Regions from separate parts of the Homo sapiens genome. Here region 1 is linked to region 2. Evidence: read pairs that join two places in POLR2A ChIA-PET (ENCODE). Cell type or tissue: PC-3. All regions are shown on one strand. Links, peaks and the distances in the headings refer to the core of each region. The heading gives the core; the rest is flanking DNA.

The links. ChIA-PET counts read pairs that join two places held together with the same protein. Peaks named below come from ENCODE experiments on the same cell type or tissue, not always from the same donor. Only the 100,000 strongest peaks of a DNase experiment are listed, where the experiment ranks them.
Region 1: POLR2A ChIA-PET joins it to region 2 with 13 read pairs; 7 of 35 experiments call an interaction of 5 or more read pairs at or near these places.

What each region holds. Positions count from the first base shown.
Region 1 is chr4:78,661,901-78,670,400 of GRCh38, forward strand. LINC01094 (long intergenic non-protein coding RNA 1094) reads left to right here. Exons shown (of 3, transcript NR_038308.1): 2 at 1,018-1,072. Among named protein-coding and RNA genes, the nearest start is that of LINC01094, 20 kb to the left of the region's middle. In PC-3, for the core only: a CTCF peak has its summit at 7,703; no DNase peak of the experiment used is centred there.
Region 2 is chr4:78,822,636-78,831,135 of GRCh38, forward strand. BMP2K (BMP2 inducible kinase) reads left to right here. Exons shown (of 16, transcript NM_198892.2): 2 at 3,402-3,520. LOC105377299 (a long non-coding RNA gene) reads right to left here and starts at 5,431. Exons shown (of 4, transcript XR_938918.4): 1 at 5,178-5,431. In PC-3, for the core only: no CTCF peak of the experiment used is centred there; no DNase peak of the experiment used is centred there.

The DNA.
Region 1 (8,500 bases), core at 426-8,425, 160 kb before region 2:
GTCTAAATAGGAATGAAGTAACAATGACTGTCATCATGAGCTATTCTCTTCTATGGCTCTGGACGGTCTTTTTTTTTTTTTTTTTCTGTTCAGAGCTTCCTGCTTGGTGTTTGCCTAAGTAGGGAGGAAAGCCATTGTTTGAACTTTGCAACAACAGATTGCAAGCTAAGGCTTTTCTACACTTTGTTTAATTTTCCTGAAATGTTCCTTTTTACAGAAAAGATCTGTTGTTGACCTAGCATGCTTTTTGTCTTACTCAATACTCCCCTGGGGATGTAGTTAAAACAACACTTAGCTGTAATTCTCCTGGGTGGAGAAGTGTTTGGTGGTGGCAATGAAACTAAAGCACAGATTTGAGCAACTGTGGGCTGTTGACTTTATGCTAGCCTTTCATAAAGAGAAACCTCAAAACACCGTGGCCATTCAGCAAACAGTGTGAGTTTCATCTAAGCCTGGCTGGCTTTGCCCTTGCTATCTTCGGGCTAGAATGATCCTAACCATCAGTGTCTTTGTGTCATGATGCAGAAAGTTGGCTAGGACATAGGAGGATAATGCTGAAGTATAACTTCTGAGTGGGGGAGGGAATCAGGCAGAGAAGTAAAGCTCTACACAATGGCTAGTGCTTCTGTATTATGATGTGTGTTCCAACGGAGGTCAATCATTGTGCATTGTCTCTAGGGAGTGAATACAGCATATTATTTTGGGGTAGAAATTGAGATTTCTTTTGGTGGTAAAATATACAGAAAATAGAAACTCTCTGTACTTGATTTCTTTAAGTTTATTTAAATACCTTCAAAGGTATTCTTCTATGAGAAGGAACATGACATAATAGGACTCTAAAAATGAAACTGTTTTAGTGATGGAAATTTTCCATATCAAATCTACTATAGCCACTAGGATATATTACCAAAGTTTTTAAAAATTCTTGTGTGCAGTGAACTTTGTTGATTGCCTACTCAGCAAAAAATCATCTCCTGTGTTCCTAATGAACCTCAATTTTGCTTTCCTCTCTTCTAGTCATGTGCCTGGGAAAGATTGATGCCAGCTCCAGAAAGGCATCCGAATGGTCTAAGTAATGCCATCCATCTGTCAGTAATAGATTCAGAAATGGGTATGTGATTCAAGTCTGGCCAATGAGATGTATGCAGAAGAGTGCTGGGTATTCTGGAAAATTATCCCTTGTCATTCAGAGATCCACAGGAATCCAGCCTTTTGCTCCTTGAATGGGATAAGGAAGCACATAATCCCAGTTGCTCTTCCAGTCATCCCAGACCCACAGCCCTGCTTTAGCCATCCTATAGCCATCATATATTCACAAGGGGAGAGCAACTGAGGACAACACTGTGGATCCTTGTGACATAACCAAGCCAGTGAACCAATCAATACATTTATTTATTGTTTGAGCCATTGTAGTTGAGCTTACGTTACTGGCAGCTGAAAGCTGAAAGTTATTCTATCTGCCAATCCTCATCTTGCACGTCTCTTAGTTTTGCTCTTATCTCTCCTTTTCCTCTTTTTCACACATAAATCCCAATCTTTGTTCCAACTCACACTGTCAACACTCTGACCTTTCCCTCTTGCTTTCTTTTCCTCTTCTCTCTGTCCCTCTCCCTTTTGCCTTTCTTTCTGCCAGTGCTACCCACAGGTATATCTTAAATCTTATTAGCCATAGCCATGACCAAAGACTAGGACCACCACTAGGTATAACTGGATTAGGTGGAGTTTTGCTCATTTGCCCTCCTTTGTACTTTCGACATCAACATCCCTCACCCCTCAGCAATTCTCTCCACTGTGCCCCACTCCATATAACAAAAAGTCTTGTGTGCTCTGAAACATCCACCCAAAAACTATATTTTCACTAAAATTCCTTTGGTGATAATGCCTTAACATGGTGGTTTCCAAAGCTTTTTAAAACCATAACCCACATTAAGTATCCTCACTCAGTATACACAGAATATACACATAGGCACTTGATATAGTCTGGATATTTGTCCCTGCCCAACTCTTATGTTGAATTGTAATCCCCAGTGCTAGAGGTGGGGCTTGGTGGGAGGGTGTTTGGATCCCTCATGGCTTGGTGCTGTCTTCACAATAGTGAGTTCTCTAGACATCTGGTCATTTGAAAGTGTGTGGCACCTTCCCCCTCTCCTTGCTTCTGCTCTGACTATGTGACATGCCTGCTTTCCTGCTTTCCTTTTGCCTTCTGCCATGATCATAAGCTTCCTGAGGACTTCCCAGAAGTCAAGCTGATGCTAGCATCATTGCTTCCTGCAAAGCCTGCAGAGCTGTGAACCTCTTTTCTTTATGAATTATCCAGTCTCAGGTATTTCTTTATAATGTGAAAGGAAAATAAACCTTGGGGCCCCCAAATCACTAAGCTAAATGGAAAAGTCAAGCTGGGAACTGCTTAGAGCAAACCTGCCTCCCATTCTATTCAAAGTCATCCCTCTGCTCACTGAGATAGATGTATATCTGATTGCCTCCTTTGGAAAGGCTAATCAGAAACTCAAAAGAATGAAACCATTCATTTGTCTCTCGCCTATCTGTGACCTGGAAGCCCCCTCTCTGCTTCGGCTTCAAGGCTTCCTGCCTTTGCTTCAAGTTGTCGCGCCTTTCCAGACCCAACCAATGTACTTCTTACATATACTGATTGATGCTTCATGTCTCCCTAAAATGTATAAAACTCAGCTGTGCCCCAGCCACCTTGGCCACATGTCATCAGGACTCCCTGAGGCTGTGCCGCAGGCTCATCTTCAACCTTGGCAAAATAAACTTTCTAAATTAACTGAGACCTGTCTCAGATTTTCGGGGTTTAGAGTAGCAATGCAAGAAGGGACTAACACAACACTGCAGGAAAAGTTCTATGAAACACACTTACCTTTACTACCAGTGACACATTCTGATATTACATATTCTGTTCTATTTCATTTTTAAAAAGTGTTTGTCTGTACTCACTAAATTGATGTCATGGATAGTTGTTGTGACCACCAAAAACACTTCCTTCACCCACAGCAGAAATTCTGGTGGTCGTGTGATAAACTTGTCAAAAAGTCCTTTGAGGGTAATTAGACTCATACTTAAACCTGAATAAAATGACAGCCAACACCAACTAAAAGAAGTTCTGTCTGTGTCAATTTGGATACATTGTTTCCCCTAAAAAAATGAAGAGTGAGTGAGAATATATGAATGCTGACACCTGATGTGTTCCTAGTAATTTCAGGGGATCTTTCTGAAATGGCAAAAGTGTTTAAGAAACACCATTATAATTATTTCTGAAAGTAAAGATGTTTCCTGCAAAAGCTATTTGAGTCCCAGAGCCAATTCATTAATTGGTTTTATGTTTGACTTTTTAGAGCCCATTAAATATATCTATTTGGTTATTCATTTGGCAGCTATGCTACTTCTTTAAGAGCTGGGAATGGCAGATTGTCTATAAGAATCATTTTTATAACATGGATTGTGGTAAAAATGTGTTAGCTTTCTTGTTGATAACTACTTGTTATCAGCTAGAACCACTTTTACAGCCTGTACCATGTGAAGGCCTCACATATAAAGTCCATAGCATGTTTGAAAGTCACATGATATCTAGAAAAGCCCTGTATAAACTGGAAAGCATTGTGTAAACACAAAATATTATTATTATGCATTTTTTTAAAGTAAGAAACTCTTGCCTAAGAAGTCAGTCATCCCCATGGTTAGAACATGTCTCCCAAAGTTCATGTGTTGGAAACTTAATTGCCATTGTAACAATATTAAGAGGTGGGGCCTTTAAGAAGTGATTAGGTCATGAGGGCTTTGTCCTCATGAATGGACTAATGTTGTTATCATGGGAATGGGTTAATTGTGGTGAGCCTGGCCCCCTTTTTCTTTCTGCTTCATCTGCCCCTTTCTGCCATCCATCCTTTTGCCATGGAATGACTCCTGCCAGATGCCAGTACTATGCTCTCAGCCTTCCTGGCGTTCAGAACCATGAACAGAATAAATTTCTTTTTTTAATAAATTACCCATCTCTGGTATTCTGCTATAACAGCCAAAAATTGACTAGGGCCTTCATGAATTTTGAATGCCAATGAATTTTAATGTTTTTGTTAATGGTACTGAGTTCTATAAATGTTTTTCCCCACCCTCTAATTGATACGCACACACATGCACACACACACACACACATGCATACATATGCACATACATATTAGACTTTTAAGCCTATATTCAATACAATACAGGCTGGTTGCTAATTTACAAACCCTATTTTCTCTTTTATAAGATATATTAGAAGGTAGGTTTTCTTCTATATGTAGTTATAGTTGTGGTGTGATATGCCCAGAATTACTGTGAGATATGTTAAATGGTACAGTATAGCTTTAGTAGTTAAGGTTTTGGAGACAGAAAGACTCCAAATGCAATCTTACATTTAACAAGGTCTGTGAATTTGGGTGAGTTACTTAACCTTCCAAGCTCTGATGTTCCTCATCTGTCAGATGAGGTTAATATAATGCACCTCACAAAGATGTTATAGAATTGAATTTATCTCTACTCATTAAATTAATTTCATAATTTACTAATGGGTCATGACCACCAAAAACACAGGCTTAACCCACAGAAGAAATTCTGATATTAAGAATCATGGAGCCAGGTGCAGTGGTGCATGTCTGTAGTCCCAGATACTCAGGAGGCTAAGGCAGGAGGATTGCTTGAGCCCAGGAGGTGGAGGCTGCAGTGATATGATTGTGCCACTGTACTCCAGCCTGGGCAACAGAGCGAGACCTTGTCTCTAAAAAAAGAAAAAGAAAAAGAAACAAAGCTGATTTAAAAAATTGTGGGCATATTACAAACCTGCAATGTATGTGTGTGTGTGTGTGTGTGTGTGTCTGTGTGTGCATGTAAAGTACTTAGGACTTAGGACAGCACACTTAGTATTTAGCACATAATACCTAGCAATAGCTCAATGAATGGTAGCTTAACAACAATAACTAATGATATTACGACATGTTTATTTCATCACACCTTCACCATGAATAAATGTAGAGATCTAGGACCTAGTACCTCTTGCTTTCCCTTTGGTGCTGAAGCTTCACTCCACTGCTTCCCAAATCTATGTGTCCACCTAGAAATGGGTCATGGTTGCTGAATCGTAGAATAATAATACTGCAAAATTGCTAAATCTCTGAGGGGCGTGTGTGTGTATGTATGTGAGTGTCTGAGTGTGTGTGAGAGAGAGAGAGAGGGAGAGAGGGAGGGATATGGGGAAGGGAAGCAGTGCTTGTCTCTTTCTTCTTGCTAAAGACACTTCCTTAAAAATAAATACACTGGAAAATAATGACAGGAAACTTTACAAAATTAAAAGAGGATGTCAGGAAGTACAGGATGTGAGGTTGTTTTCATTTCTGTCAGTATTTTCTTATTCATATATATTTATAACTTTAAAAAGCAGAGAAGTTCACTATTTCTTCTACTTAAGATCAAATTTATATATAAAAAAAAGACCTGTGACCAAAAAAAAAAGAACCCACTTAATACTTTCTAGCTGCAATTAAGTATCTGATCTGACTACATTATTGGGCAACTGAATAGAATACTTGTCACACTCATTCTCTATTTCTAAAAAATGATGCAGGCCAGGCCCAATGACTCACACCTGTAATACCAGCAATTTGGGAGGCCGAGGTGGGAAGATTGCTTGAGGCCAGAAGTTAGAGACCAGCCTGGACAACAGAGTGAGACCCCATCTCTACAAAAATATTTGTTTAAAAATTAACAATAACAACAACAACAGCAGCAACAACAAAACGGTTGCATTCTCAGACAGTTCACGCCAATGTGGGAAGGATATAAAAGTAAAGTACCCTGAAGCAGCAATGGATAAGAAAAGCTTGGTCTTTTTTTAAAACAAAAATTTTTTTTATTATTACTTCTTTCCCAGAAGACAACTTTCAAACATAGGAACCTAGGCAAATCAACGAATGCTCAAAACTGAAAACCCACTTCCCCCTCTGAGAATAGAGGGTACAGAAATATCAGTACTTTCAATGCTTTAGCAGTCATGTGAATGGTGAGCATTCTATGTTTTTCCATATGCACAGCAAATGAGCACGCTGCTTGCAGCTTTTTCTCCATGAAATGGGGATCTGCATCCCATAGTAGTTACTGAGCAGTACAGTTCCTCTCCAACATTGAAACAGTTTATCTGCAAACAAATTTCTAAAGTTCCTATGTGGCTGGAAGCCAAAATAAAACAACTATGTTTTGCTGTCCTCTGCTTTGCTGAACAGATAGATGTAAAAGGTTGTAGGTGGGCTTCTCTTTATTACTGCACTTGACTTATTAACACCTTGAGACTCGAAGAATAAAGTGTACTTCATCTTGTAAAAGTTTATGATCTAAGTCAAACAATTCAAAAGGTCATAATTTAGCTCCATCTAAGGAACTTTAATTCAAAAAGACAGGAAGTTGCTTCATATTAAAAGTAGCCTCTTCTTTACTTCTTAATAAAATTCCCTAAGAAAATATTTATGGCAGACATATGTTATTTTCATCATTCCTTCCTTGGGGAAACCACTATTCCCTGCTTCCACATGGTTTCAGAGGGGCTGCCTATCACTGTACCCTACCCCCCTTCCAGCCACACTGGGAGCATAGGACACAGGCCTGGCCAACCCTAAAATTATCTGTTCCTGAAATTAAAATAGTGATGTTGAAATAGATATGTTTCTTTCCCCTGGGATGCTAAGCTAGGGCAAGAGATCCCAGAGCTTCCCTGTGCCATCTTCACCACCCTGCATGGAGGAGGTGGAGCAGGTCCAGCCGCAGAAGGAGAAAATGGCAGAGACAGAGGAGCAAAAGGAGAAGGAGGAGGAAGAGGAAAAGAGGGAGAATGGGGAGGAAAGAAAGAGGAAAAAGAAGGGGAAGAGTGGAAGGGGTAAGAAGAAGAAAAGAAGTGTAGTCTAACCTCCACAGAGCTATGATTGAAGCCAACTGATTCCTGAACCTCCTAGATACCTGACTCAACCAATTTCCTTCTCCATTCAAATTAGTTTTAATAATTCTGCAACGGAAACAGGAGGAACTAACAAAGTAGCTAGTGTTTGTTCATTCATTCAACAAATATGCCAGGCACTAAATAGGCATAGAGTCATGATGGGCAACATATAGTCCTTGCCCTCATTGAGCTTATAGCCTGGTTAGGGAAAAAAATATCACACACACACACACACACACACACACACACTCTATTGGAATATATGTATATATATTCAATTTTTTATGTTATCAGGAAAACAGTAGAGTGCTGTGAAATAGCATTAGAAGAGAATTAGGGAGCTATGTTTACAGTATCACTAGAATAATCACATTTAAAAAAAAGGAATGCGTGCATGGTGGTTTGGGAGTCCAGGTCTAACAATCTAAGAGATGAGGCAGCATGGGAGAAACAGAGAAAATGTCCTACCTGGTTAGGAGACCAGGATCCTCATCCTAGCTCCATCAAAAACTGCAGAGGTTTTCCTCATCAGCAAAGAGGTAATAGGTGTCTTTCATTATTTCTCCAGGGTTATAATGAAAATCAAATGATCACATACACCTGATTCACATTTGAAAAGAAGAGTACAGTATATGGTACTGTGGTAGGATACCAGGGTACATGTGGTAGGAAGACTAACAGGAGAACATGGTCTACCCAGTTCAGAAGGCTGGACATGTCCCACAGTCAGGTAGGAATTGAAGAGGAAGGCTGATGGCCCACTAATGGTGGATGAGAGAATTGCTTTGCATTTACAAAGGACATACGACATGCTCCTTATTTACTTATTTATTTTATCCTTTGGCGTGTTAATGAGTACATTTTAAATGAGACAACAGCTCTCAATGATGTTTAAGACAATAATTTTTAAAAACTACTTAAGGTATTTTTACTTATTGTTTCCCATATGGCTTTTGCGCCTTCTTTACAAGACATTTTAGGTCATTTTTAAACCAAAAAAAACAAAGACGGCACCCCCATTTCTCTAACTTTTGAAAATCCAATTATAAAAATAATACACTAATATTGTGAGATATTCAAATAGCATAGGAGGTTATACAGTGAAAAGTCCCTCTCATGATCACCCCTACCTACTCTCCTTTCCCAGAGATAACTAATCTTAACAGTTTTCTCCATTCTTTCACAACTTTATCTGCATATTGGAACTGAGTCTTGAAAACTGAGTAGTAGTAGCCATTTGGCCACTCACAAAGTTAAGGGTTTATTAAATTATATTAGAAAGTATTAATTGGCCTGCCAGTGAATGGGCACAGCAACTGGGTATTTAATGGGCAGCTCCAAACGGAAAGCCCTGGCTGTGCAGCACCCATCTATGGCTGGTATGGTTTCAATCTGTGTCTTTGCTCAAATTTCACGTTGAACTGTAATTCCCATTGTTGAAGATGGAGCTTGGTAGGAGGTGATTGGATCATGGGGCTGGTTTCTCATGGTTTAACACCATCCCTCTTGGTGCTGTTGTGGAGA
Region 2 (8,500 bases), core at 219-8,218:
TTTGGAATTATAACATTTAGCATTAATGTAACAACTATGCTTTACAGTATTAAATTGGACATATATATGTAGAGTCTGTGGTTACTGCCAATAATCTTATGATTTGTGTACAGAAATTTGTGGAAAACTGAGGTACATGATAATATAGTCAAATTCTAGATAGAAGTACCTGAGTGAGTGATGAACGTGAAATTGGGTTGGTCATGAAAGAGTTCTGTGAGGAAAAATAAATACTTAAGAATTTGATAAGCTATAGATTGGTGGCAAGTATTACACCCCTCTCTTGGACTACTATAGTGTCCTAACTAGTTACCTCCCTGTAAGTGCATTCTTCAAACAGAAATAATATTAGCTTATCAGAAAATTATTGAAAAGATAGTACTGGGGAAAACATAAACATTTATTACATTTTATTCTCAAAGCAGATACAATTAACGATCACTGTTTACCATGTTTAGGTAGAATTTCTTTCTTGAAGTTCAACGTATCTTCTGTGTTCAGAAAACTTAACATTTGATAAGATCTGTCTAAATTAGGGTTAGTAGAATTGGAAAACTTTGATTTTGGGAATGGTTTTTATGAAGAAAACCTACTTGATACTTGTTTTTCTCATTTCTGTAATTCATAGGGATAAAATCACATTGCTCTGTGGGTGAGTAAGAATAGGTATATAGGATCCATGGTTCCTCTGGGAACTTACTTCAGTGACTACATAACTTGGTTGTGCATCAGAACCATTTGGGGGAACTCTTTTCCCTCTTCCATCTAATAAACAATTTAAAACATATACAAGAGTAAAATAGTATAACAAGTAGGGAGATTTTTAGTGCTCTCTCTCTCATATATATATATAGTTTTGTATATATAGTTATATATAGTTATATATATAGTTATATATATGGTTATATATATAGTTATATATAGTTATATAGTTATATATAGTTATATATAGGTATATATGTAGGTATATATATAGGTGTATATATATATATAGTTATATAGTTATGTCTGTATATCTGTATAAATATATAAATGGGGCCCCATTATAGGCCTACTGATTCAGACTTGGGGCCAGAATTTGGAAACTGTTCAAGATAAATTCATACACAGACCACCTCAGGCAATTCTGATGCAAAGCTATGTTTGGGAAAGCATTGTTATAGAGGAATAATCTAGACCTAGATAGATAAATGTCTCAAAACAAATGCTATTTAAATGATTTCTCTCAGCTGTACTCATACTGCCTCTTTATCTAGATAAATTCTTTCTTTCCACATTTTCCTTAGTTTTTGTAACCAAATAAAATTATGGTAGTTTAAGTGGCCCTTTCTATTAGGTCTTCTACTTTCTGGCTTGTTAATGTTTACATATGAAATTAGTGCTAAGTGAGTTTCTTTTAAAGTAATGCCCTGCATTGTTAGAGATTTTACGTAAAGTACCTTTCCCAAACATCATCATCATCTGATTTATTCCTAGAACTGCCTTGTGGGGTGGTTGATTTGATTTCCCTAACACTATACATGTGGAAATCCAGATCTATAAAAGGGAAGTTGTGCAGTTTCTTATAACTGGAAATGGAAGTTGTAGAGAATCTGGAAAGAGTATGTACTGATTCTGGAGTTTCCTAGGAGCTTGTATTAGTCTGTTCTCATGCTGCTAATAAAGGCATACCCACAACTGGGTAATTTATAAAGGAAAGAGATTTAATTAACTGACAGTTCCATGTGGCTGGGGAGGCCTCACAATCATGGCAGAAGGTGAATGAGGAGCAGAGTTACAACTTACATGGTGGCAGGCAAGAGAGCTTATGCAGGGCAAATCCCATTTATAAAACCATTAGATCTTGTGAGAGTTATTCACTACCACAAGAACAGTCTGAGGGAATCTGCCCCCATGTTTCAATTATCTCCACCAGGCTCTGCCCTTGACGTGGGGATTATTACAATTCAAAATGAGATTTCAGTGGGGACACAGCCAAATCATATCAGAACTCTTTTCCCCTATTATGTATTCCTAATAGTTTTTTTCCTTTTACAACTCTGTATTGATCTGAGTGCAGGTGACTTATTATTGCTCAGGATGCTGCTTTTTAAAGGCTATTAAATTAATGCAAGTGACATACCATTTTAAAAAAAGTAATTGAGCTATAGCATATTCTGTGTCAAGATAAATTTTAAAAACTTCATGTAGAAATCTTTGTTTAGATGTGACAGAATTGTTCTTTAGAATACCTACCTAGTGCTTCAGATAAGATGCTTTCTCAGCTGCAGTTAACAGAATTCCCAGCCAGGCACTGTGGCTCACACCTGTAATCCCAGCACTTTGGGGGGACAAGGCGGGCGGATCATGAAATCAGGAATTCGAGACCAGCAGCCTGGCCAACATAGTGAAGCCTCGTCTCTACTGAAAATACAAAAAATTAGCCAGGTGTGGTGGCAGGCGCCTATAGTCCCAGCGACTTGGGAGGCTGAGGCAGGAAAGTTGCTTGAACCTGGGAGGCGGAGGTTGCGGTGAGCCGAGATTGTGCCACTGTACTCCAGCCTGGGCAACAAGAGTGAAACTCCATCTCAAAAACAAAAACAAAAAAACCCAAAAAACAGAATTTCCATATAAACCATGGCTTAAGTAATGAAGACATTTACTGTATGAGTTCTAGAGGGAGGTGGTTCCAGAGTTGGCTGATTCAGTAGGCCAAATGTCTGTGTTTTGGATCATTTTCTTTCTGATTCTTTGTTCCATTATGGCCATAGATGACTGCATTAGGGCTAAACATCATAGGCAACAAAATCAAAAAGCAAAAGAGCAGGGCCTTCTCTACCAGTCTTTTATCTATGGAAAATCATTCCCTGCAACTCGGGCTGACTTTACATGTTCAATTAGCAAGAACTAGTTACATACCCAATCCTAAATCAGTTACTGATAAGGGGAAATGAGATTCCTGTGATGGGCTTAGAATAATATTGGTTCATCTTCTGGAACTGGAGGAGGGAAGCACCTATCTGATCCCATTGATGTCTCATGTTGAATAACGTCAGTGTTTTGTCATCCAAGAGGGAGATTCTGATATGTAGGCAGTCACTTGTATATACCAAACTTTAGTAACATAATTGTGACATTTTTCACTATACTACATAAAAGGTATTCTAGTGCAAAAGGTGAAATTTTAGCCTTTAAGAGAGAAGCGTCTTCATTCGAGAAGCATATTTTCCTCTAAGTACTACTTCATGATTGACTTAGGAAGCCAGTGTTTTGGCATTTAATCTACTAGTAGCTTATTGCACTTGTTTTTGTCTTGGGTACAATCATTGTTTATTTTCCTCCAATATGCTCTATGATTATATTACATGATTTTGGCATTTGTTTTTGTTTCTTTTAAATTAATTGGTGCTTTGTTTTTCTAGGTGGATTCTCCACAGTTTTCCTCGTGCGTACTCACGGTGGAATCCGATGTGCATTGAAGCGAATGTATGTCAATAACATGCCAGACCTCAATGTTTGTAAAAGGGAAATTACAATTATGGTAAGTGAAGGAGTAGTTCTCTTTCAGAAATTTTGCAAGTTTTTATTTTTTATTTTTCTTGGGATGGAGTGCAGTGGAGTGGCACGCCCAGGCTGGAGCGCAGTGGCGTGATCTCAGCTCGCTGCAACCTCCACCTCCCAGGTTCAAGCAATTCTCATGCCTCAGACTCCCAAGTAGCCAGGATTACAGGTGTCCATCACCATACCTGGCTAATTTTTTGTATTTTTAGTAGAGACAGGGTTTCACCATGTTGGGCAGGCTGGTCTTGAACTCCTGACCTCAAGTGATCTGCTTGCCTTGGCCTCCCAAACTGTTGGGATTACAGGTGTGAGCCACCGTGCCTGGCCTGTTTTGTTTTCTATAACATTAACCAGCTTTTAGGCAAGCTGCTTATTTATAATAATCTTTGAAGATCATTAAATTAGAAGATAATCTGGTAATTTGCAGTATAGTTGTCCCTTAGTCTTCTATGGCGATTTGGTTCTAGGACCCACTACGGATACTAAACTCTGCAGATGCTCAAATCTGAGAATGCTCGAGGCCCGTATGTAAAATGTAGTATTTGCATGTAACCTACACACATCATCCTGTATACTTTAAAGCTACTCTGCTTTCTTTCTTTTTTTTTTCTTAAATACTTTTTAATTGTGGAGTATTTTCAGGATAGAAATATTTACTGAGTTATATAGTAAACACCAAGCTTGTTCATCATCCAGCTTAAGAAATTAAACCCTACAAATACTGCTGGAGCCTTCTTTGTGTGCCTTCTCAACTGTATCCCTGTATAGGCATACCCTGAAGATATGAGTTTGGTTCCAGACCACTGCAATAAAGTGAATGTTGCAAGAAAGCAAGTCACACAGTTTTTTTGGCTTCCCAGTGCATACAAAAGTTATGGTTACAGTTTTTATCTCCCCATTTTAGACCAATGTTTCAGTTGCCTATTCTACTTCTATATCAAACTATTACTCTGTGGAGAACCTTTCTCTGCCCCATTGTTGAACATTATGGACTGTACATTGTGTTCCTTGGTCTGAAGAAATGATAGTTGGCCCTCTAACTCCATACACTGTCTTATCTTTCTTTCTTTTTTTTTTTATGGCACTCTGAGCATTTTTGTATTCCATTGCATAAGCAAAGCCCGGTCCAGAGTCAATGTCTATTCCTCTCAAGACCTATTCGTAGCCCCCTGAGGGCTACCAGCATCAGTCTCACTTGCCAGCTATGTTCAGGGTCTTCCTATCAGGGAATCTCATCCATAGCCATTGGTAGTCTCTGTCTGTCTTGCTGACACTTAGAACAGTTCTCACTGGCATTACGTGCCTGTGAGGGTGCAAAAGGAACATGTCTTTATTCATCCTATGTCTGCACTGCTGCAGTACCCCTATGTGTGCTCATAGACACATAGCACACCTGCTTGCTGATTCCAGTGACCTTCCCAATCTGGAAGGGAGTTCTTCTGATGGGCACTGACTTGTTCTACTTTAATGCACCCCTCAAATTTCCATAGGTTGTGTGGCCAGGCCATTGATTACTGCCTGTGAGTCAGTAAAAAAACCTCAAACACAGGGGCTTCCACCACTGTTCAGTTCTGCCATTACTGTAAAAACAAAACAAAACAAAACAAAACAAAAAAACTGCATGCAATTCAGCCCACCTTGCTGATACGTTTTTACTTTCTTTGATCAAAGTAGCAGCCATCCAAACAGAATGTTGTCCATTCACTTTGGAACTGTCGTCTGTAAACCATGTCACTCCTTGTTGGTCAATTAAGAGCTGTTCATAGTGTACTGTCCAAGTGTCCAGTAGAATCCAGCAGCACGTCACACAGTTCCAGAGTCACCCTAGGGATAAAGAGACTCCCTGCTTAAGAGTATCTCCTTCTTGCCTTCCCCAGGTAGCATGAGAGCAGACCCATCCTCAATCTGTGTGGGCACCATGTAATCAGCTGCCAGCATGGCTAGAATAAAGCAGGAAGGAGAAGATGGAAGAGCAGACTTGCTGAGTCTTCCAGCCTTCACCTTCTAACTTAAAGTTGCAGTTCCCACCACCTGCTCTTTAGATTCTATTAATTGGCTGAAGTGGCTCACAGAACTCAGGGAAACACTTATGGTTAGTGGCATATTTTAAAGATATTGCAAAGGGTACAAATGAAGTGATGCATAGGGTATGAGGTATGGGGGAAGGGGTACAGAGCTTCCTTGCCTCCGTGGGCACACCTCCCTCCAGGAACCCTCACATATTCAGCTATCTGGAAGCTCCCTGAACCCAGTCCTCTTGGGTTTTTATGGAAGCTTCATGAGGTCAGCATTCCTTCCCCCAGGGTATAGTGCAGGACTCTTTCTGGGGAGAGTTTTAAGACCCACAATCAGAAAGGTGGGCAACGATTAGAGTCCTGCCTTGGGGCAGGTGAAAGGAGGGCAGGAGAGAGATTCTGTTTCCTGAGGCCTAAGACACCCAACATTATAACAAAAGACTGTGACTAGGGCTTTGGGAGTTACGAACCAGGAACTGTGGACAAAAACCAATATAGTATCATAACATCACAACACTACACTGTAGTCTATAAAATGTACAATAGCATTATGCCTAAAAAAATTGTATATACTTTCATTTAAAAATATTGTTAAAAAACAACTGATGATCACCAGAGCCTTCAGCAAAGTGCAGTCTTGTTGCTGGTAGAGGGTCTTGCTTTGATGTTGAAGGCTGCTGACTGATCAGGGTAGTGGTTGCTGAAGGAATGGGCGGGGTAGCTGTGGAAGTTTCTTAACCCATTTATGCTGGAGGTTGCAAGTTTTTGAATTTTTGCATAGTGAAAAATCAGACCTTGGCGATGACCTTGAGCGGTAGGATATAAATAACTCCCACATGCTTAGCGTTCCAATAATGGGACACTGGGTATAAGTGGGTTTTAAACATCAGTGAAGTTTGCCACATCAGTTGACTTTTCCTTTCATGAAAGCTTTTTCTGTAGCATGCAATACTGTTTGATAGCACTTTATCCACAGTAGGACTTCTTTCAGAATTGGAGGCAATCATGTCAAATCTTGTCACTGCTTTATCAACCATGTTTGTGTAATATTCTTAAATCCTTTGTTATTATTTCAACAGTGTTCTCAGCCTCTTCACCAGGAAGTAGATTCCATCTCAAGAGACCACTATCTTTGCTCATTCATAAGAAGCAGCTCCTCATTTCACAGCAATTCTGTCAGATCTTCAGGCTCCACTTAATTATAGTTTTTTGTTTTTTTTTTTTTTTCTGTTTCTACCATGTCTGCAGTTACTTCCTTCACTGAAGTCATGAATTCCTCAGCATCATCTGTGAGGATTGGAATCAGCCTCTTCCAAACTCTTGTTAATGTTAATATTTTGACTTCCTCCTATGGGTCACAAATGTTTTTAATGGCATCTAGAATGGTGAATCCTTTCCAGAAGATTTTTGATTTACTTTGCCCAGATCCATCAGAGAAGTCATTATTTATGGCAGCTATAGTCTTAAGAAATATATTTTTTAAATAATAAGACTTGAAAGTTAAAATTACTCCTTGACTCATGGGCTGAAGAATGGATGTTGTGTTAGCAGGCATGGAAACAATCTTTTCTTTTCTTTTCTTTTCTTTTCTTTTCTTTTCTCTTCTCTTCTCTTCTCTTCTCTTCTCTTCTCTTCTCTTCTCTTCTCTTCTCTTCTCTTCTTTTTTTCTTTTCTTTTCTTTTGATGTCTTGCTCTGTTGCCCAGGGCTGGAGTGTGGTGGTGTGATCTTGGCTCACTGCAACCTTGGCCTCCTGGCTCACTGCAACCTTGGCCTCCTGGGTTCAAGTGATTCTAATGCCCCAGCCTCCCGAGGAGCTGGGACTATAGGCAGGTGCCACCATACCTGGCTAATTTTTTTGTATTTTTAGTAGAGTCGGGGTTTCACCATGTTGCCCAGGCTGGTCGTGAACTCCTGAGCTTAAGCTATCTGCCCCCCGTGGATTCCCAAAATGCTAGGATTATAGGCAAGAGCCGCCACACCCAGCCATCAGTATTAATTTTTTTGTACATTTCCGTCAGAGCTCATGGGTGACTAGGTACGTTGTCAATGAGCAGTAATATTTTGAAAGGAATCTTTTTTTCTGAGCAGTAGATTTCAACAGTGGGCTTAAAATATTCAGTAAACCATGCTGGAAACAGATGTAATGTCATTCAGGCTTTGTTGTTTTATTTATAGAGCACAAACAGAGTAGGTTTAGCATAGTTCTTAAGGGCTTAGCAGTTTTGGAATGGCAAGGTAAGCATTGGTTTCAACTTAAAGTCACCAGTAGCATTTGCCCTTAACAAGAGAGTTAACCTGTCCTTTGAAATTTTGAATACAGCATCGACTTCTTCTCTTTAGCTCTAAAAATCCTAGATGGCATCTTCCTCCAATAGAAGGCTGTTTTGTCTATGTTGAAAATCTGTTGTTTAGTGCAGCCACCTTCATCAGTTGTCTTAGTTAAATCTTCTGAATAACTTGCTGCATTTCCTGCTTTACTTTGTACTTAATATGTGCTGGAAATGGCTTCTTTCCTTAAACCTCATGAACCAACCTCTGCTAGCTTCAAACTATTCTACTGCAGCTTTCCTCACTTCTTCAGCCTTCATAGAATTGAAGGCAGTTGGGGCTTTGCTCTGGATTAAAGCTTTGGCTTTAGGGAATGTAGTGGTTGGCTTGATCTGTCTAGACCGTTAAAACTTTCTCCATGTCAGCAATAAGGCTGTTTTGCTTTTTTACCATTTGTGTGTCCATGGGAGTAGCACTTTTAACTTCCTTCAAGAATTTTTCCTTTGCATTCAAAATTTGGCTGACTGGTGTAATAAAAGGCTTAGATGTCGCGCTTCTTTGGCATTCCATGTGCCTTTCTCATTAAGCTTAACTATTTCTAGCTTTTGATTAAAACGATAATTGTGGGACTCTTCAGTATTGTTGTGTTTTATGACAGAGGGAACCCCAAGGAGAG